2 separate regions of the Homo sapiens genome follow, and region 1 is linked to region 2. Evidence: chromatin loops called from intact Hi-C (ENCODE). Cell type or tissue: chondrocyte. All regions are shown on one strand. Links, peaks and the distances in the headings refer to the core of each region. The heading gives the core; the rest is flanking DNA.

Evidence for each region. Peaks named below come from ENCODE experiments on the same cell type or tissue, not always from the same donor. Only the 100,000 strongest peaks of a DNase experiment are listed, where the experiment ranks them.
Region 1: a loop joins it to region 2, with 2.1 times the contacts of the local background. A loop is called at or near these places in 4 of 110 quality-filtered maps.

The regions. Positions count from the first base shown.
Region 1 is chr4:75,843,099-75,853,894 of GRCh38, reverse strand. No RefSeq gene overlaps it. Among named protein-coding and RNA genes, the nearest start is that of PPEF2, 54 kb to the left of the region's middle. In chondrocyte, for the core only: CTCF peaks have their summits at 5,261 and 5,469 (motif pointing right); no DNase peak of the experiment used is centred there.
Region 2 is chr4:75,625,807-75,636,602 of GRCh38, reverse strand. CDKL2 (cyclin dependent kinase like 2) reads left to right here and starts at 6,075. Exons shown (of 14, transcript NM_001330724.2): 1 at 6,075-6,561; 2 at 10,586-10,782. The coding sequence starts at 10,615. In chondrocyte, for the core only: no CTCF peak of the experiment used is centred there; DNase peaks (open chromatin) are centred at 5,724, 6,032 and 6,352.

The DNA.
Region 1 (10,796 bases), core at 1,731-9,730, 220 kb before region 2:
GCCTGCGCTCCCATCTCATCCCTGCCCCTTATGCTCTAGCACAACACACTGCTCCTGATTTGGGCTTTTTGCTCACATTATTCCCCTCTCTGGCACACAGTCCCTCAGATACCAATGATCTATTTGTCTTTATCTTACTTGACCTATCAGTAGCATTTGACAGTTCAAATTACCATTCTCTCCTTTTTTTTTTTTTTAACTACCTGACAGCTTTCTCAGTCTCAGCTCACTGCAACTTCCGCCTCCCAGCTTCAAGCGATTCTCCTGCCTCAGCCTCCTGAGTAGCTGGGATTACAGATGCGTGCCACTGTGCCCGGCTAATTTTTGTATTTTTAGTAGAGACGAGGGTTTCACCATGTTGACTAGGCTAGTCTTGAACTCCCGACCTCAGATGATCCACCGACCTTGGCCTCCCAAAGTGCTGGAATTACAGGCGTGAGCCACCGCGCCCTGCCAGGCTGTTTTTCAACCTCTTTTTTCTTCTATCTTCATTCACTCCTTTGTTGATCTCATCCAGTCTCTTTTTTTTTTTTGAGACTGAGTCTCGCTCTGTCGCCCAGGCTGGAGTGCAGTGGCGCAATCTCGGCTCATTGCAGGCTCCGCCTCCCGGGTTCAAGCCATTCTCCTGCCTCAGCCTCCCGAGTAGCTGGGATTACAGGTGACCGTCACCACGCCTAGCTAATTTTTTGTATTTTTAGTAGAGACGGGGTTTCACCGTGTTAGCCACGATGGTCTCGATCTGCTGACCTCGTGATCCGCCCACCTCGGCCTCCCAAAGTGCTGGGATGACAGGCATGAGCCAACACACCCGGCCGATCTCATTCAGTCTCATTGTTTTAAATGCAATCCATATGGTTAAGACTCTGAAGGTTATATCTCCACCCGAGACAACTCCCCTAACACTTAAATATTTAATGAACATCTCAAACTCAACATTCTCCAAATAAGTTCACTATATTTCCCCTACATCTCTTCTTCCCTGGTCTTTTCTAATTAAATATCAATGCCATCCTACCAGTTCACTCAGGTGAAAGACAAAGCAAAAACTAAAACAAAACCCTTGGAATAATACTTGACTTCTCTCCTCATTTCCCACATCTGATCGATCTTGTTGACTTTCCCTTCAAAACACATCTAAAATTGAGCCGTTTTTACTCCCCATTGCTACCACCTTAAAATCATTAGTCCAGTTATTTATTAGTCCATACTATTTCTCACGTGTCCCCAATTCTTCTTTTGCCTCTATTGAAGGGCTTCTCAAATGTTTTCATCTCAGGATCCTTTTATACTCCCAAAAAGTACTGACGATCCCAAAGAACTTTTGCTGATGTGGCTTATATCTATTGATATTTACTGTATTAGAAATTAAAACTGAGAATGGCAAGGCATAGTGGCTCATGTCTGGCACTTTGGGAGGCCAGCTGATAACACATGGAGCAGAAGAATCACCCCAGTTAACTCACAGAATTGTGAAATATCATAGGTGGTTATTGTTGTTTTAAACCACTAACTTTTGAGGTATTTGTTATGTAGCAGTAGATAACTCAAAACATTGACAATCCAAGGAATTAAAGTTTAGTTGTATTAATCAAAATAGAAGGATAATTTCAGGAAGGGCTCATACTTCCCAGAAACGATCTTTTCTGAGAAAATGCTAATAGTCATAAAAGAATTTCTCTGTTTTAGCATTTTTGACATGTCTTCAAGTTGTAAATAAGTGTTTTAGGTTTTGGTTATTTATTTATTTATTTATTTATTGAGACAGTTTTCGCTCTTTTTGCCCAGGCTGGAGTGCAATGGCCCGATCTTGGCTCACTGCAACCTCCACCTCCCGGATTCAAGCGATTCTCCCTCCTGCCTCAGCCTCCTGAGTAATTGGGTTTACAGGCATGTGTCACCATGCCCAGCTAATTTTGTATTTTTAATAGAGATGGGGTTTCTCCATGTTGGTCAGGCTGGTCTCGAACTCCCAACCTCAGGTGATCCACCCGCCTTGGCCTCCCAAAGTGCTGGGATTACAGCTGTGAGCCACCGTGCCCGGCCTTGTTTTGTTTTTTTAAAAAAACAATTATTACTAATGCTGGACATAGAACTCACATGCAGACATAATTAGGGTTTCATAAATCTCTAAAGACCATTATTTTATTTTGTTTACTTATTTATTTGAGATAGAGTTTTGCTCTGTCGCCCAGGCTGGAGTGCAATGGCACAGTCTCAGCTCACTGCAACCTCTGCCTCCCGGGTTCAAGCGATTCTCCTGCCTCAGCTTCCTGAGTAGCTGAGATTACAGGCACCCACCACCACACCCAGCTACTTTATTTGTACTTTTAGTAGGGATGGGGTTTCACCATGTTGGTCAGGCCGGTCTCGAATTCCTAACGTCAGGTGATCTACCCGCCTCAGCCTCCCAAAGTGCTGGGATTACAGGCATGAGCTACTGTGTTCAGCCATAAAGACCATTATTTTAAATTTGAGTGTTTATTTCTATAGAACTCAAAACCTCCTTTAGTCTGCATTTTAATTATTAAAACAAAGGGATAAAGTTTTTAATCCCTGTGTTAGTGTCTTGAAATATTTCTCAGTCACAGACTCAGAGACTGTTAAGAATTATAAGGAATTTCAGATATTAAGTACAACCTCTAAAGCATTTCTCTGGAGAAAAACCTCGAAAGATACACGTGTCCTCCAGGCTTTGTGGAAATGCTCCAGGGTAGAGGTCACTGCTCCTACAGGCAGCCTAGTTCTGTATGTGGAGAGATATATGAATTAGAAAGGTTTTTTTCTGTTAACTTTTATACCAGGCATCGGCCTGGTATAAGAATGTGGAGTCAGAAGATTTGGATTTCAGTTCCTGGCTGTAGGATCTAGGTTATCTGAGCTACAGTGGCCACCCTGAGCTTCTGCGACTCTGCTTTTCAGGAGCAGGGGGAAGCTCTACCTACCTACATCAGTGTGTCGAGATTTCTGGGGGCGTGGGGGGATGGGTGGGGGAGATGCTGATTAACATACACAAAAAGACACAGAATTGTCATTGACATAACCCTCATCTTAGTCTTAAACTAAATGATACAGAGCTGAATCTCTTTATTACTATTGATTGATCATAAACTGGTTTATTTTTCTCACAGATGAAGATAATTTTAGACATGATTTTTTTGTAAACAGATTAGTTATTAGATTTCATTTTAATTTTTTTAACTCTTTTTTTAAAGACAAAGTCTCGCTCTTGTCCCCCAGGCTGGAGTGCAATGGTGCAAACTCGGCTTACTGCAGCCTCCGCCTCCCGGGTTCAGAGCTCCCGAGTAGCTGGGATTACAGGCGCCTGCCACCACGCCTGGCTAATTTTTGTATTTTTAGTAGAGATGGAGTTTCACCATGTTGGCCAGACTGGTCTCGAACTCCTCACCTCAGGTGATCCGCCCACCTCGGCCTCCCAGAGTGCAGGGATTACAGGCGTGAGCCACTGCACCCGGCCTAGATTTCATTTTAATTTTTGAACTGTTTTAAACACACTTGGTTTTTTTTTTCTGTTCTGTAAATTAATTTTTATGGTTCTATTTATGGCAAATGATATTGATTTCTCTATTACAGTATTGAGGTAATACTATCTTTTTTTTTTTTTTTTTTTTTTTTTTTTTTTTTTGAGACGGAGGACGGAGTCTCAATCTGTTTCCCAGGCTGGAGTGCAGTGGTGTGATCTCAGCTCACTGCAACCTCCGCCTCCCGGGTTCAAGCGATTCTCCTGCCTCAGCCTCCTGAGTAGCTGAGATTACAGGCGTGTGCCATCACACCTGGCTAATTTTAGTATTTTTAGTAGAGACAGGGTTTCGCTATGTTGTGGCTGGTCTCGAACTCCAGACCTCAAGCGATCCGCCCACCTCAGCCTCCAAAAGTGCTGGGATTACAGGCGTAAGCCACTGAGCCCGGCCGTGTTTTCTTTTAAAATAAAATTATCTAGAGTTTGAAAATCTCTTTGTCTTGCAGATAAAGTACAAACTCTGTGACCCAGCCTGTGCCATATGTGCAGTCTCAAAACTCTTTCTAGACACTTGGATCTTCCTGCAGCCTGCAAACACACCACTCCTCTCACATTCTGTTTCCCCTCCCTGAGTTGCCCTCCTTCCTGTGGGCCTGGCCTTTATTCTTCAAGACCCAGCTTCAACGCCCTCCCCTCTGTGCAGCCTTCCCTTGACTGCTTCCTCCTCACTGCCTCCTCTCGGGCACCAGCTTGCCTTATGTTGCTCAAGGTAGAGCCTGAATCACCCACTCATTGCAGTGACTGGCGTGCATGCCGGCGGCCTCCACTGCTCTGCGAGTTCCCTCAGAAGACAGGGCAGGTTTCATGTGTCTGCATGGGCACACAGTAGGCAATCCATAAATATAATTTGAGTTCACAAATATTAATAAGGGTCCAAATATCCTTGTTTCTATGTTGGAATCCACCACCAGTTACAAATTCAGTATGAACTGTCTCTAGGAAGATAATGGTCAGAAAAAAATTGCATCACACAGAACCCAACCTAGTCACCACAACACCAAAAATTCATTTTTTCTTTTAAACAGAAAGATTAAAAGCCAACATGCACAAACGTTTTTATTTAAGTGATAATATTCTGGGGTTGTGAGCACACGGAGAAACAGGCACATTATTGGTAGAGGTGTAAATCAGAGCAAAAAATGCTCATTCTCTTTGACTCAGAATTCCATTTTCTATATGACTGTTGACAGAAACACTCTCAAGAATGCAAAGGCCATATGTACAAAGACTTCCTGGAAGCATTGTTTGTAAAAGCAAAAACCCCGAAATCTACCCATAAAGTCCACTAATAAGAGATGAGGTGAGCAATTATCCCCATCCCTATGTTCCAGGAAATACTATGCGGCCACTGGGAAGCATGATCTATGATTCACTGTGGTTACTCTTGGGGCTTGAGATCTGGTGGGATTTTCATTTTGCATTCAGTGGTGCACCAGGAAAGACTTGAATGAAATTTCGGAAGCCAATCTGATTGCCAAGGCTATTACTATTCAATATCTTTTGGGGTTTTTCTTATGATGATGAGTTACTTTTGTAATTAAAAATTACGATAAAATACATATTTTAAAATCAGATGTCGCTTTAGAAAAGGGCCATGGCCAGGCATGGTGGCTCATGCCTGTAATCTCAGCACTTTGAGAGGCCAAGGCGGGTGGATCACCTGAGGTCAGGAGTTCGAGATCAGCCTGACCAACATGGCAAAACCCCATTTCTACTAAAAAATACAAAAGTTAGCTGGGCACGGTGACAGGCGCCTGTAATCTTAGGAGAATCGCTTGAACCCCCGGGGAGGCGGAGGTTGCAGTAAGCCGAGATTGCGCCATTGCACTCCAGCCTGGGAGACAGAGCAAGACTCCGTCTAAAAAAAAAAGGGCCACTACACCTCACTACATTATTTTTTTAAGAGCCACTAGATGTCGCTCTGAGCAAATGCTCTGTGTGGCAACAGTAGCTGCTAGAAAATGCTGATCCCTTATCACCAACTAGCTAGAAATAGCAATGTTACCAGGTCACAGGAAAACGCTGACTCCCAAGGAAGAGTCCCCATAGAATGCCTGCCTATGCTGGCACCAAATGGTAGAAATCAGGAGAGGAGAGGAGCAAACACACAGAGCTGAAGGGGCCGGGACGTCTGATGGGGATGTGCAGGGCTAAACTTGGACCCAGAGTTAGAAAAGGGGTCCTCCCAGCCTAAACTGGGCACTTCATGGTCACAATTACACAGGTCCCTCCTTAATTCTGGGCCATGATTTTATGTGTATTAGCTGCCTAGCCTTCACAATTGGTTTTGTTACCAAAATTTGTCCCTTTATGTAAGACCTTACAAGCATCTAGGAAGTTTTGAGAAAAAAAAATTGGCCGGGAGTAGTGGCTCACACCTGTATTTCCAGCACTTTGGGAGCCAGAAGTAGGTGGATCGCTTGAGCTCAGGAGCTTGAGACCAGCCTGGCCAACATTGTGAAACCCCTTCTCTACAAAAATACAAAAGTCAGCTGGGCATGGTGGCACACGTCTGTAGTCCCAGCTGAGGCAAGAGGACCACTTGAGCCCGGAGACAGAGGTTGCAGTGAGCACTCTAGCCTGGAGGACAGAGGGAGACTCTGTCTCAAAAAAAAAAAAAAAAAGAAAGAAAGAAAAAGAAAAAAAATTAACCCAAATCGAATCAAGCTTCTGGATCTACCTATTAAATTATAGGAGCTACAAGGCCCAGAGGAATGTGTTAAATGATGCCAGGAGGCTGTGGTCAGTGAAATCCAGACTGTGGGGACTTGGCAAGACAAATGGTTTCTTCAACAAATAAATTAAAAGGAGGCAAACAGAGAGAAATGAAGGGAAACCTATAGATTAAAACAGACTTATGAGACATATCAACCAATTGCAATGTGTAGAACTTACTTGGATCCCTAATCAAAGAAGCTGTTTATTTTTTTAATTTCTTTTTCTGATAAAATGTACAGCAAACAAAGAAACTGTTTGTTTATTTATTTATTTATTTATTTATTTATTTTTGAGACAGTGTCTCAGTCTGTCGCCCAGGCTGCAGTGCAGTGGCATAATATCGACTCACTGCAACCTCCACCTCCTGGGTTCAAATGATTCTCCTGCGTCAGCCTTTCAAGTAGCCTGGATTACAGGCATGCACCACTACACCGGGCTAATTGTTTTTGTTTTTGTTCTTTTGAGATGGAGTTTCGCTCTTGTTGCCCAGGCTGGAGTGCAGTGGCACGACCTCAGTTCACTGCAACCTCTGCCTCCTGGATTCAAGCGATTCTCCTGCCTCAGCCTCCCTAGAAGCTGGGATTACAAGCACCCGCCACCATGCCCGGAAAATTTTTTGTATTGTTAGTAGAGACAGGGTTTCACCATGTTGGCCAGGCTGGTCTCTAACTCCTGACCTCAGGTGATCCACCTACCTTGGCCTCACAAAATGCTAGGATTACAGGTGTGAGCCATCGCACCTGGCCAGAATTTTTTTTTTTTTTTTAAAAAGACAAGAGATGTGTGAATGCCCACTGAGTATTTGGTGATATTAAGAATTTATTCTTTTTTTGGGTGGGGGGGGGTATGGTGATGATATTGAGGTTATTTTATTATTATTATTTTTTGAGACAGAGTTTTTGCTCTGTTACCCAGGCTGGAGTGCAGTGGCATGATCTCGTCTCACTACAACCTCTGCTTCCTGGGTTCAAGCGATTCTCCTGCCTCAGCCTATTAGTAGCTGGGAGTACAGGTGCCCACCACCATGCCCGGCTAATTTTTGTATTTTTAGCAGAGAGGAAGTTTCACCATGTTGGCCAGGCTGATCTCGAACTCTTGACCTCAGGTGATCCACCCTCCTCAGCCTCCCAAAGTGCTGGGATTACAGGCGTGAGCCACTGCGCCTGGCCAGAGGTAATTTTTTTTAAATTCTTAGAGATACATACTGACATAGTTACTGGGATTTGTTTCAAAATAGAGGCAGGGGTGTGAACAAAATGAGGCTGGCCCTGAGTTGATCGCTGTTGAAGCTGGGTGATGATTACATGAAGGTTAATTATACTATTTTATAACCTTTTTTGTTTGAATTTTTCTATAATAAGCAGTTTTCAGACCTCAAGGTGGGAAGAATAAATGACATACTTGCCAAGGCAAACAAACTTTCTCAGGGCATGACTGGAGCCAGATGAGAACCATCCTTAGTCATTAAACCTTATGAGTGGAAAAGAGTTAAATAAACAAGAGTTCCATTTATTAGTTTTGTTGGATTTGGGGTGGAGGTGGAAATCACCTAATCTCTTTAAGCCTCGGCTTCCCCATCTGTAAGATGAGCATCATACAGTGATATTTTTCAGAGAACATGAGATCTGTTAAAGTAAATTAAAATGGAGACCAGGCTAGAAGAATCATTGAGCAGACAAAGCCAGCTAGGCCTCATAGGTGATCTTAACCTCGCTTGATTTGCAAACATAAGAAAAACTTATTTCTTGTAAATGTCTGTGTTAAAGAAAAACAGAACTTAAGCTCCACCAATCAGAAATAGCCAACAAACTTATCTAAGTAGGGACTTTCCAGTAGTATAGACCAAATAAGGCAACTTTATAGCTGTAACAAATCAAATCTTTCCTATGTGTTACTTAGGTATTCATGGTATAAAAGCCTGTTCCTAGGGCTGGGCATGGTGGCTCACGCCTGTAATCCCTGCACTATGGGAGGCAGAGGTGGATGGATCACCTGAGGTCAGGAGTTCGAGACCAGCCTGACCAAAATGGTGAAACTCTGTCTCTACTAAAAATACAAAAATTGGCCAGGCATGGTGGCGGTTGCCTGTAATCCCAGCTACTCAGGAGGTTGAGGCAGAAGAATCACTTGAACCCGGGAGGCGGAGGTTGCAGTGAACTGAGATCGTGCCACTGCACTCCAGCCTGGGCAAAGAGTGAAACTCCATCTCAAAAAATAAATAAATAAATAAAATAAAAGAGCCTGTCCCTCTTTCATACTTCCTTAATGGAGCCCCTAAACTGCTCCTGGTTTGGAGCTGTGTGATTCATGATTCATTGTTTGCTCAAATAAACCTTAAAAATAATTTTTTGTGCCTCAGTTTACCTTTTTAACAGACTAAAATGAGAGCAGCACATACAAAAGTATTTTGAAACCCATAAAGTGCAACCTAAGTGCTGAAAGTTGTTTATGTGATGACACTAGTTCATTTATTCACATACATATTCCATGAACTCTTACGGAATACCTAACTAAGGGACAGATACTGTGTTAGGCATAGCAAATACAAAAATAAATGACAGTTTTGCCCTACTTTGTCTAATTCAGTGTTTCTCAACATTGGACACATTGGAAAATACCTGGGCCTGGGTGTCACTCCAGACCAATTAAATCCAAATCTCTGGGAATGGGTCCTGGGCATCCGGATTCTTAAAGAAATTTTACAGGTGATCGATTCTAGCGTTAGCCAGGATTGAGAACCATTTGCCTAACTGATCTTTGATCATGAGTAGTTCTGAAACAATCATTAAGAAGACCAGGACTGGGAACAGTGGCTCATGCCGGTAATCCCAGCACTTCAGGAGGCCGAGGCCAGGAGTTCAACACCAGTCTGGGAACACAGAGACTCTGTTTCTACAAGGAAATTTAAAAAGTTAACTGGGTGTGGTGGTGGCAGTGCACCTGTAGTCCTAACTATTCCAGAGGCTGAGGCAAAAGGATCGCTTGAGCCCAGGAATAATAGGTGACAGTGAGCTATGATTGCGCCACTGCACATACACGCACAAACACAACACTGGGTCTTAGTTTCTACAGTTTTCAAGCAACTTTTAATGACCAGAAGTACCCTCCAGGAATCCACTTCCTAGAAGGATAGATCTTGTCCAACTGTGTACTCTTTGTGGCCATCTGACCTCCCAGTTGCTGACACAAGAGTCAGGCAATTTCAGATATCTCCAGTGGAATTTTCCATTGTGTTTCTCTTCCTTATAGGGATTTATTCTTTCTGATTATGCAAGGTTTTGGGTTTTGAAAATTTCCCAGTTTCAGATCTGAGCAAGGGAGACTGGCCAGAGTTCCTAAGTCACATTCCAAGTTAGACCTTTTGGAGTTTGCACCCCCTGAGTCATGCTGAAACCTTGGGGTTTGAGGTAGTAGAACAGTGAGCCTGGCCACACTATCCTATCCAACACAGAACTCCCCAGCAGCAGCTTCCTGTTTGATTTCTCTGTTTTTCTAGAAGAGTCCAAAAAGAAAGAAATAGGAGCAGCTGAAATGCCTAAGAAAGGAAAGAAAATCTTAATTAGGAGACTCAAGTTTCTGGGGAGACAAAATGAAATAATGCTGTGAAAGCACAGTCCCAGATTCTCCAGATCTCTTTACTGGATGCCAGAGCTGTGTAAAACTACAGATAAAAGATTTATTTGCAGTGGGGATCTTATTTTACTTCTTCCCTCTCCATATTCAGGCATCTTTCTTCCTCAATGCACATTCTCAAATGCAAGACACCTGCTGGGATATTTCTGGGCACAGAAAAGGTCTGGAGGGAGCCTGGGCAAGATGGTGAGACTCCCGCTCTACAAAAAATACAAAAATTAGCCAGACATGGTGGCACATGCCTGTGGTCCCAGCTACATGGGAGTCTGAGGCAGGAAGATCACTTGAGCCCAAGAAGCTGAGGCTGCAGTGAGCCGGGTTTGCATCACTGCACTCTGGCTTGGGTGACAGAGTGAGACCCTGTCTCAAAAAGAAGAAAAAGGGCTGGGCGCAGTGGCTCACGCCTCTAAGTCCAGCACTTTGGGAGGCCAAGGCGGGCGGATCACAAGGTCAGGAGTTTGAGACCAGCCTGGCCAATATGGTGAAACCCCGTCTCTGCTAAAAATACAAAAAAAAATTAGCCGGGCGTGGTGGCACACGCCTGTAATCCCAGCTACTCAGGAGGCTGAGGCAGGAGAATTGCTTGAACCTGGGAGGCAGAGGTTGTGGTGAGCCAAGATCGCGCCACTGCACTCCAGCCTAGGCGACAGAGCAAGACTCCGTCTCAAAAAAAAAAAAAAAAAAAGAGAAAAAGTTCAGAGGGAGTAAAGCACACACTCTGGAATCACAGACCCAGCTCCATCCCTTCAAATTGTACAACCTTGAGTACAAACGCTTACATGTTTCCCTATCTGTACAGTGAGTTCATGATAGTATCTACTTCATCAGGTTGCTGAGAGGATTAGATGAGATAAGACATGCAGAATACTTAGTACAGGGTCTACCACACAGTATGCTATTAGGTTTA
Region 2 (10,796 bases), core at 1,807-9,806:
AGTATGATTTACAGAAGGGTTAACTCAGGCACAAAGGGTTAGCTATTTGTTCAAGACCACATGGCTAATTGGAGTAGAACTAGTACAGGAGAATAGTGACTGGAGATGGGGCTGTTCTACCCAGGATGGTAATGAAAAGAGGTATACCTAAGATTTGAAGAGAAGGCAGACTTGAGTAAATCTAGGGGTAAAGTGTTCCAAGTGAAAATTTGGAGGCCCTGTTTTTGGAAGGAGCTTGGTATCTTAAAGGGCAATAAGAAGGCCAATATGGCTCTAATGATAATGCAGATGATATTAAGAGGTAGGCAGACATTAAGAGGTAGGAAGAGCTAAATTGAGGGTGGCCTTGTATTCTGAATTTTACTCGGGATGGTAGGGATCTGAACGTTGATGCGATCTGAATTAGGAGCTGTCAGGTGACAGGTGATGGTAGCTTGGATAAGGGTTGTAGCAGTGGAGACGGTGGTTAGTGGTCAGTTAACAGGATATGTTTTCAAGGTAGAACCTATAAAGTTGCTTAGGGATTGGATTTTGAATGTGAGGGAGGGAAGATTGAAGGATGACTCATAGGATTTGGGGGCAGCTTGGATGGAAGGCTATGGTACTCACATAGGGAAAGAGGAGAAGTGGATTGTGGAGGGGAAATCAACAGTTCTGTTTTAGCCATGTTAAGTTTCACATGCCAATTGGATATCCAAGAAGAAATGTCAGGCAATTAAATGTGTGATTCTGGAGTTCTGAGAAGTCTGTGCTGTGAGTGGTGCAAACAGATCTTTGCAGCCTTTGGATTAGATGAGATCACTTAAGAAGAGTATGTATAGAAGAGATGAGGCTGATGAATGAGACCTCAGATACTTCCAAAACTTAGGGTTATAGTACAGGAGAGGAGCATACAAAGAAAACAATGAGACAAAATATGATAAGTATTGGTGTCACGGAAAGCCAAGTTTCAAGAGTTTATCAGAAGGAAAGGATAGATAGTTGTGTCAAATGCTGCTGAAAGTTCAAATAAAATAGCAAGTGAATTAGAGTGGGCTAACTGCTACAATAAATAGATACCAAAATGTCTAATGGCTCAGATACAATAGTTTTTTTTTTTTTCCCTGCTTCCTGTAAAAAGTATTAGAGTGGCAGTGAAAAGACCAGTGGTCTGGCCCTCCCCCCTCGTAGCTATTTAGGGACACAGGTGAATGAAGGCTCTACCAACTTCAATAGGTGGCTTCAAGATCACGGAATCATCTCTAATATAGCCGACTAAAAGGGAAAAAGATTTTGGAGGATCATGAGTGCTAGATTTTTATGTGCCAGGAATGGGAACGTACACATCTCATATTCCATTGGCTTGAATTCAATCACATAGCCATTCCCAACTTCCACGGAGGTTGCAAAAAATAAGCCATGCATACAGGCAAAAAAGAAATCAGCTTATTGTGAGTAGCTAGTAAGCTCCACTACAGATGTCTTTGGCAGGATGTAGGTCATAGTGACTTTGGTAAGAACTATTTCAATGAAGTAATAAGGATGAAGTCCAAGAGAGGACTGGATATTGGAAATTGAACTAATGAACACCAACTTTTTCTGTAGTTTTGCTATAAGGATGAACAGAGGAATGGGGTGAAACTAGAAGGAAATGAAAAGTAAGTGAGGGTAATAAGAGGCATGTTACTAGTGCAAACAAACAGAAGGTATACTATTTTATTTATTACCATGGTTATCTAAGTAGGAAAGAATATATAGTATTTTTAATATTTGAGGAATGGATTCCTATGTTCACAACCACTATGGTATAGATGCTGGTGGCTGATACAGCAAGGTGTGATATATGTTGAACTTGGCAAAATAAGTGGCACATTATACTTTAGGTTTTCAAATCTAGTTGTCTTCATAATCTTTTAATGTAGTAATCAAGTCATTAAACTAGGTTTAGCAAATGTCCTCCCATCAAAAAAACTTAGAACTTCAAAATAAGTCAGTCCATTTTCTTAATAGAATGGGGAAATGTATTCATAGTTGCATGTTCTATAATATACTGATAATGAAGAACCTTTTGTAGTCTAAAGATTTTACGGCCCTTTCACTTGGTGACTCAATTGAGGTGATGCCAAAACCTCATCAGTCAGGATCTCATGGGGCCCGGGGGGACTAGTGGTGGACGGGCAAGAAAAGGGCCCAAGCACATTGTTTTTTGGATGTCAAGATATGTAGAAAATGATTGTTGTGGAGAGTAATTTAAGAGATGATTGCTAATGTGAGGAAGAATGGGTCTACTCTAAACTAAAATATATAAAATCATTGAAAAATATTTCTGGGCAGGCTTTAATTTCTAATCCCCCTCTAGTCTATTATTTTTAAGTTGAGATACAAATTACATAAAATTCACCTTTTTCAGCATACAGTTCAGTGGTTTTTAGTATATTCACAAGGTTATATAACCATCACCACTTCCTAATTCCAGAACATTTTCATCACCCCAAAAAGGAACCTCATACCTACCAGTAGTCACTTTCCATTCCCATCTAACCACAGCCCCTGGTAACCACTAATGTACTTTCTGTTTCTATGGATTTGCCTAGGCTGGACACTTTATATAACACGTGCCTTTTTGTGTCTGGCTTCTTTCCCTTGGCATAGTGTTTTCAAGATTCATCCATCATGTATCAGCACTTCCTTTTATGGTTGAGTAATATTCCATTAAATTGAATACACCAAATTTTATTCCTCCGCTGATGGACATTTGGGTTTTTTCTGTTTTTTTGGTTATTAATAATGCTGTTGTGAGCATTTGTGTGTAAGTTTTTATGTGAACATGTTTTTATTTCTCTTATAATACCTGGAAGTGGAATTGCTGGGTCATATGGTCCTTAATCTATTTCACATTTATTTCATTGCCATTGCCATCTCTCAAGCTGTCCTCTCTTGACATCTACCTCATGCACTCCCATACTGTTTTCTTTAGATTTTTAGAACATTTTCACTTTCTTCACTGATTAATGTCTTTCTCAGCCTCTTCCACTATAGTCCTACTTGGTAGTTCATGTTAATGAATTTTTCATACTGTGACCTCAAGTTTCTTTGAACTCAATGACATTTTCCACTCAACTTCAGCTACCCAAGGAACAGCCAAATACTCCACCCTTTAGAACTGATCATCCTGTGCCATTTCCAACATCTGGAATACACAAACTGCTTTCTCTGATAACTTTTTCCTCCTATATTGCTCCTTTAAACTTATTATTCATGCCTATGATGACTTCCAGACCCTCAGTGCCTCCGTTTTCAGTTTATTAGCTAACTGCTGTCAAAATTTATCTTCCTATTTAGCAGGAGCCCATGGCAAGCAATTTTAATGGTATTTTCTTCAGCATCTTTGATTCCTTTTTTTTTTCTCAGTGATCCTTGTTCTGAAATTCCTTAACTCCTTTGTTTAATCTTTTTGCATTACCAGTTCTCTAAAAGAGGCAGCTTATATATCATCTATTTTCTCCATTCTTTCCTTTGGGGTTGCCCAATTCTGGGCAACAGTGTCAGTTGGTTCACTGTAAATTCATGGTACCCAGGCTCAAGTGAGCACATTTTTACTATTTTGTGTTCCTTTTATATCAAAATGACTTCTTAACTATTCTAACGTATTTCTGCTCTCAAATCCTTAAGCCTCTATCTCACCATTACCTTTTTATGCAAAAATAAAGTTCTTTTACTGAGATGGCCTGGGCCCACAGTGTATGCCCTACACTTTTCTCAGTTTTTTCCATTTTCTCTAAACCTCTTCAAGCCTAACCCCTTCTCATATATTATTACCTACTCTTCAGTACCTCTCCTTGGTTTTTCATTAATTATTCATTTTCTTGCCCCTTTAAGGTCTCTCCCCACTCTTTTTCCCTATAAATATTTCCCTCTTTAAAAAGAAAAAATAGGCCGGGTGCGGTGGGTCACGCCTGTAATCCCAGCACTTTGGGAGGCTGAGGCGGGCGGATCAACTGAGGTCAGGAGTTCGAGACCAGTCTGACCAACATGGCGAAAACCTGCCTCTACTAAAAAAAGAAAAAAATTAGCCAGGCGTGGTGGTGGGGTCCTGTAATCCCAGCTACCTGGGAGGCTGAGACAGGAGAATCGCTTGAACCCAGGAAGCAGAGGTTGCAGTGAGCCAAGATCGTGCTGCTGCACTCCAGCCTGGGCAACAGAGTGAGACTCCGCCTCAGAAGAAAAGAAAGAAAAAATAGTAACACAATCCTGTTTCTACATAATACCTTCTCTATTAACAATCCTGTAGATGGCCAGAATGTGTAAGTCTTTAATAACCTCTGTCCTCTACAACTGGCTTTCAAACTCAGTTCTTACTGAAATTGTTTTTTTTTGGTTTGTTTGTTTTCTTTTTTTCAGTCTCCCAAGTAGCTGGGAGTACAGGCGTTCACAACCATGCCCAGCTAATTTTTGTATTGTTAGTAGAGACAGGGTTTCACCATGTTGGCCTGGCTGGTATCAAACTCCTGACCTCAGGTGATCTGCCCGCCTTGGCCTCCCAAAGTGCTAGGATTACAGGCATGAGCCACCGCATCTGGCTGAAATTGTTTCCTAAAGCATCACTTGTTCGCCAAATCCAGTATTTTCAGTCTTTATCCTTTGGTTCCCTGTGAGATATAAATAGATTATTGAAGCTTCTAGGCCTCTTGCATGAAGGGGCCTTAAAATGTTATACGGTTGAATATGATTATAAAGTTGCAAAAGTAAAATAGTTTTGCGCTCTTGTTCTTAAGCTTCAGGCCCAACAAAACTGAATCTACCCCCATATAAAAGAAGTTCATCAGATTCTCTTATAGCCTATAGAGGTACCAAATGGGACAGGGCTTCTCGCAACTTGGACACAGCTAAGGACAGAGCTAATTGCTACACTAAGAGTCACATCTTGAATTGACCAAATAATTCTATTCTTTCCATAACTAGGCCTCAGGTCTGGTTCTCAATATTACAGGTTCAGGAACTAGATTTTAAGCAGTCTGACCAAGGTAATTAACCACTGGGAGATTAATGCAAACTAACCAAACTCACAAAAGACTATAAAAAGAATGTCTATTTCTTAATGTACAAGAAGGAATCAATACCTTAACATTAATGATTAATACCTTAATATTGACTAGGGTATATGGTAGACATTTGTCTATCCAGGACACTCTATTCCCTAAATCAAAGTAGTTTCGAGACCAAAATGATCATGAACATTTAGTTATCATGATTGAAAGTGTTATTTTACTGGCCTTATGGCCTCCTCGCTGCCTCAGATTCTTTGAAAATGGGGTAAGCTCTGTTCCTGTGTGATTTAAGCCTGTGCATGATTCTGACCTACCAGTCTTGCTCAGTCGTGGATTGAGCTGCATTTTTGCATTTAAGGCAAGTTTTATCGCAAGCCCTAACTCCACCCCATTTGGCTGCCATACGCGGGTGTTGTGCGTGTCCTCCAGATCCCCAGCCATCCCAGCGCTTTCCCATTCCACTCATGCCCTCTCTTCCCCTTCCTCCATCTCAGTGTTTTCCCTCACTTTCAATGGCCAGACTGGCCTTCCCAAGGTCCCTCCTAACGTCAGGTCTGTCATCACCTACCTTCTTCCACCTTGCCTCGCCTACTAATCATCACCTCCTAAACTGTCACCGTTATCTCCTACCTGGCTCACACTGGCCCCACCGCCCAGAACAGAAAGGAAGCATGGAATCCCGGTCAGGCCGCGCCTACGCGACTCAGGGCGCCCGGCGCCCGCCCCTGCCCCAGCGGCGATGCTATGAGGGAAACCGTATCGCATTTTGCATAGTCTTCGCAGTCCTACATAACCGCCACCTTTACCCTTCGCGTGGGCATCACAATCGCCTCCTCCCGCTGGGGAAGGCAGAAAGGCGCCTCCTGACGAGAACCAAGGCGTGTGGGGACGCAGGGCCTCTGCGTGTCAGGGAGCAGAACCTGGGCCGAGCCCTAGGTGAAGGGGCGGGGTGGTTGGCCCTGAGCCAATCATGGCTCGTGACGACTCGGCTCGGCCAATCAGAAGAAGGGAGGCCTGGCGCTCTCGGGGCGGGTGAGAAACCGCCCCCCCTTGCAGCTCCGCGGCCAACGCCTTCGCCCAGGGGTAGTTGGAGCGGTGCAGGTTCCCAGGCTCCAGGTACTGGGCGCCTTACGAGCTGGGAGGTGGTGCCTCTCACCCAGCTAATTGCTCTCTAGCCCTTGGCCTTCACAGGTGTTGGTGCCTGCCGTGAACGCATTCTGACCTGGGCCGTATCTGTCTCCCAAGACTTTGTGCCTATGGTTGGGGACAGAGTGAGGTCGTTGCCTTGACGACGACAGCATGCGGCCCGTGGTCCTCCTAAGTGTGAGCTTGCGGCGGACCGAGGCCCACCTGCCTCCCTGCCTGCTTCGCCCTGGACTCGTGACTGCGTCCGCAGAAGAAATCACAACAGCGCTGGAATTGCTAGTTTGCTAGGCAGCATCTTTTGGACCTGCGAACCATATGCATTTCACCTCAAATTTGTTTCCAAGTTGAAAACCTTTGGGTCTTTCTATGCGAACGGATTGAAGAAACGGTAAGTATAGTACGTTTTAAAGCTTCTATTATCTCGTTCTTTGATCTATAAAAGATTTCAATCTTTTTTTTTTTTTTTTTTTTTTTTTTTTTTTTTTTTTTTTGAGACGGAGTTTCACTCTTGTTGCCCAGGCTGGAGTGCAATGGCATGGTCTCGGCTCACCGCAACCTCTGCCTCCTGGGTTCAAGCGATTATCCTGCCTCAGCCTCCCAAGTAGCTGGGATTACAGGCATCACCACCACGCCCGGCTAAGTTTGTATTTTTAGTAGAGACAGGGTTTCTCCATGTTGGTTAGGCTGGTCTCGAACTCGCAACCTCAGGTGATCCGCCCGCCTCGGCCTCCCAAAGTGTTGGGATTACAGGCGTGAGCCACCGCTCCCGGCCCTTTAATCTGTCTTAAACAAAATAAAAAATTAGCATTCTCCAAATATTTTTATCAAAATTGTTGCTTTTAGAACCATCCAGAAATAACACCTTGCCCATTGGCCAGGTTTCTTTTTCGTTTGTATTACCTTTCCGTTCAAGAGTAGAAGGCATGAGAAGTTATAGTTTATGAGTAACTGTTTCAGGAAACAGGAGGCTTTGTAGGCTGTGATACTTTTAAAGTATTTGTGGACAGTGTCACTTGAAAAAGCAGGTGTGTTCAATGTGGTGTGTCCAGATATGCAATTGGTTGGGAGAATAAACTTGAAGCAGTCAACTTGCATTAATGTTAGCTTGGGATATGCTTCAGAACACCTCAGACATGCTTAAAGTCATTTTTTTTGGTTCACTTTGTGCTTTCAAATATTGAGGACATCAATTACAAAATGTTTTAAAATAATCCAGGTTATAGATTCAAGCTATTTTTGTCATTGGTATGATAAACCTAAAGCCTAGTGCTTAATAAAACATACTCTCTTAATGGAAGAGAAAAAAATTAAGAAGGGATAGAATTATATGGAGATTTTTTTTTTCAAATACAAACAGTTTATTAAAAAATAGTTAATGGAAGTGGAATAGAAGGTAAAATGTCAAATGCATGGAAAGTTAGTGTCTGGGACACTGCTCTGTAAAAAGTTTGTAGTAGAATCTACTATGAAAACTGGTAGTAAAATAATAATTTAAGTCGATGTTCATTGGTATTGTTTTCATTTCCCACCCCTCAAGATCAATCTTCTGGTTCTCCACATATAGCTACATTAAAAATATATATATTATAAAATCTCAAACTATTATATGTCAAGTGTGGAAAACGTATTGTATACATTGGATTAGCATAGTTTGCTAGAACAAAGAGAATATTTGTTTTGTCTTTGCATCACTGTTCCAATAGAGAAATAGGAAAAACAGTTCACGATCTGAGTAAATTTTAGATTGCCGTAAGTATACAATTAATACAACAGGCAAGAATTATTTCTTGTTAAAATCTATCTGTATTTGGACTGAAATAATTTTTTATCTATTATTACTGAAATAATAGATAGTTAAAATCTATCTGTATTTGGACTGAAATAATTTTTTTCTGTACGAAAGCATTTTGTCCAATGATTGCTGGACCTTCGTCAATCATTGGTAAAACAAGAAAGATTCTCTTAGGATTGCCTTTATTCAGAAAATGTCATATAATATGAGTAAAAAATTTCAAGGCCGGGCGCGGTGGCTCACGCCTGTAATCCCAGAACTTTCGGAGGCCGAGGCGGGCAGATCACGAGGTCAGGAGATCGATACAATCCTGGCTAACACGGTGAAACCCCGTCTCTACTAAAAATACAAAAAGTTAGCTGGGCGTGGTGGCAGGCGCCTGTAGTCCCAGCTACTCGAGAGGTTGAGGCAGGAGAATGGCGTGGACCCGGGAGGCGGAGTTTGCAGTGAGCCAAGATCGCGCCACTGCACTCCAGCCTGGGCGACAGAGCAAGACTCCGTCTCAAAAAAAAAAAAAAAATTTCAAACACAAATTCAAATTATACTTATAGTGAGTAATCATTAACAGGGTTTTTGAAATACTTTTACTGTACTTGGTACTACTAATATTTAATTTAATTTAATAATTACATTAAATTTAATAAAATTTAATTTAATTTTAAAAATCTGCTTATATACCGATGTCATTACTCTTATTTTCTAAGTTCAATATAGTAACAGTAACATGGCGAAACCCCGTCTCTACTAAAAGTACAAAAATTAGCTGGGCGTGGTAGCGGTGCCTGTAACCCTAGCTACTGGGGAGGCAGAAACAGGGAATCGCTTGAACCTGGGAGGCAGAGGTTGCAGTGAGCCGAGATCGCGCCAGTGCACGAGACTCCGTTTCAAAAAAAAAAAAAAAAAAAAGAAAAAAAAAGTAAAGAAAAATATTTTATGAAAGATGCTCTGTGTTAATTTGTTATGTGATCAAATATTTTTTCCAATTAAGTGGAAGGTGCATAAGTATTTCCAACATTGATCTAAATCCAGTGTAACAAAAAAGTTGATCTTTATTAAAACTAAATTCAGGCCGGGCGCTCTGGCTCACGCCTGCAATCCCAGCACTTTGGGAGGCCAAGGTGGGTGGATCACTTGAGGTCAGGAGTTTGAGATCAGCCTGGGCAACATGGCAAAACCCCATCTCTATGAAAATACAAAACTTACCCGGGTGTGGTGGCTCACGCCTATAATCCCAGCTACTCAGAGGCGGAGGCAGGAGAATTGCTTGAACCCAGGAGGTGGAGGTTGCCGTGAGCCTAAATCTCACCACTGCACTCCAGCCTGGGCAACAGAGCAAGACTCCGTCCCAAACAAACAAACAAACAAACAAACAAAATCCCCCACCAAATTCAGTTATACATCTTTGAGTGAAAAGGAATTGTGCTTTTTTTTTTTTGAGACAGAGTCTCACTCTGTCACCCAGGCTGGAGTGCAATAGTGCTATCTTGGCTCACTGCAACCTCCGCCTCCTGGGTTCAAGGGATTCTCCTGCCTTAGCCTCCCGAGTAGCTGGGACTATAGGGGTGCACCACCATGCCTGGCTAATTTTTGTATTTTAGTAGAGACAGGGTTTCACCATGTTGGCCAGGCTGGTCTCAAACTCCTGACCTCAGGTGATCTGCCCGCCTCCGCCTTCTAAAGTGCTGGGATTACAGGTGTGAGCCACTGCACCTGGCCTGTGCATTTTGTTTATTTGTTTTGTTTTGTTTTTGAGACAGATTCTTGCTCCGTTGCTCAGGCTGGTGTGCAGTGCCATCACAGCTCACTGCAGCCTCAACCTCCTGGGCTCAAGCAATTCTCCTGCCTCAGCCTCCCAAGTAGCTGGGACCACAGGCATACACCACCACACCCAGCTAATTTAAAAATGTCTTTTGTAGAGACAGAGTCTCAGTATGTTGCCCAGGCTGGAATTGTGCTTTTTTTTTTTTTTTTGAGATGGAGTCTCACTCTGTTGCCCAGGCTGGAGTGCAGTGGTGTGATCTTGGCTCACTGCAAGCTCCGCCTCCCGGGTTCACGCCATTCTCCTGCCTCAGCCTCCCGAGTAGCTGGGACTACAGGCGCCTGCCACCAAGTCCGGCTAATTTTTCTGTATTTTTAGTAGAGACGGGGTTTCACCGTGTTAGCCAGGATGGTCTCAATCTCCCGACCTTGTGATCCGCCCACCTTGGCCTCCCAAAGTGTTGGGATTACAGGCGTGAGCCACTGCGCCCGGTCTGGAATTGTGCTTTTTAAAGTGAGTTGTAATTGTTATGTGTGATAGCTCAAGTATTGCTTTATTGGAATTAAAAATATATGGAATTTCATTAACATGACATTTAGTAATTTAAAGTTAATGGCTTCAATTCCATTTGCGTTGTCTATTATGAAATGTGTGTGACCATTTTGAAAACATAGCTTAATGTGTGTGACCATTTTGAAACATAGCTTACATGTAGAAACACTAGGAAATTGTGAATTAATACAGGACAGCCATGAACACAGTGACTAATATGGAAAACAAGCAGGGAAGAATTAATTTGCTGGGAAGGCGGAGGAAATTAACGTACTCAACTTTGTTAAATCTATGTTTTGGTTTTCACAGCAAAAAGTTTCTACGGACTTTAAATTAAAATGGAAAAATATGAAAACCTGGGTTTGGTTGGAGAAGGGAGTTATGGAATGGTGATGAAGTGTAGGAATAAAGATACTGGAAGAATTGTGGCCATAAAGAAGTTCTTAGAAAGTGACGATGACAAAATGGTTAAAAAGATTGCAATGCGAGAAATCAAGTTACTAAAGGTGAGTAAATGCAT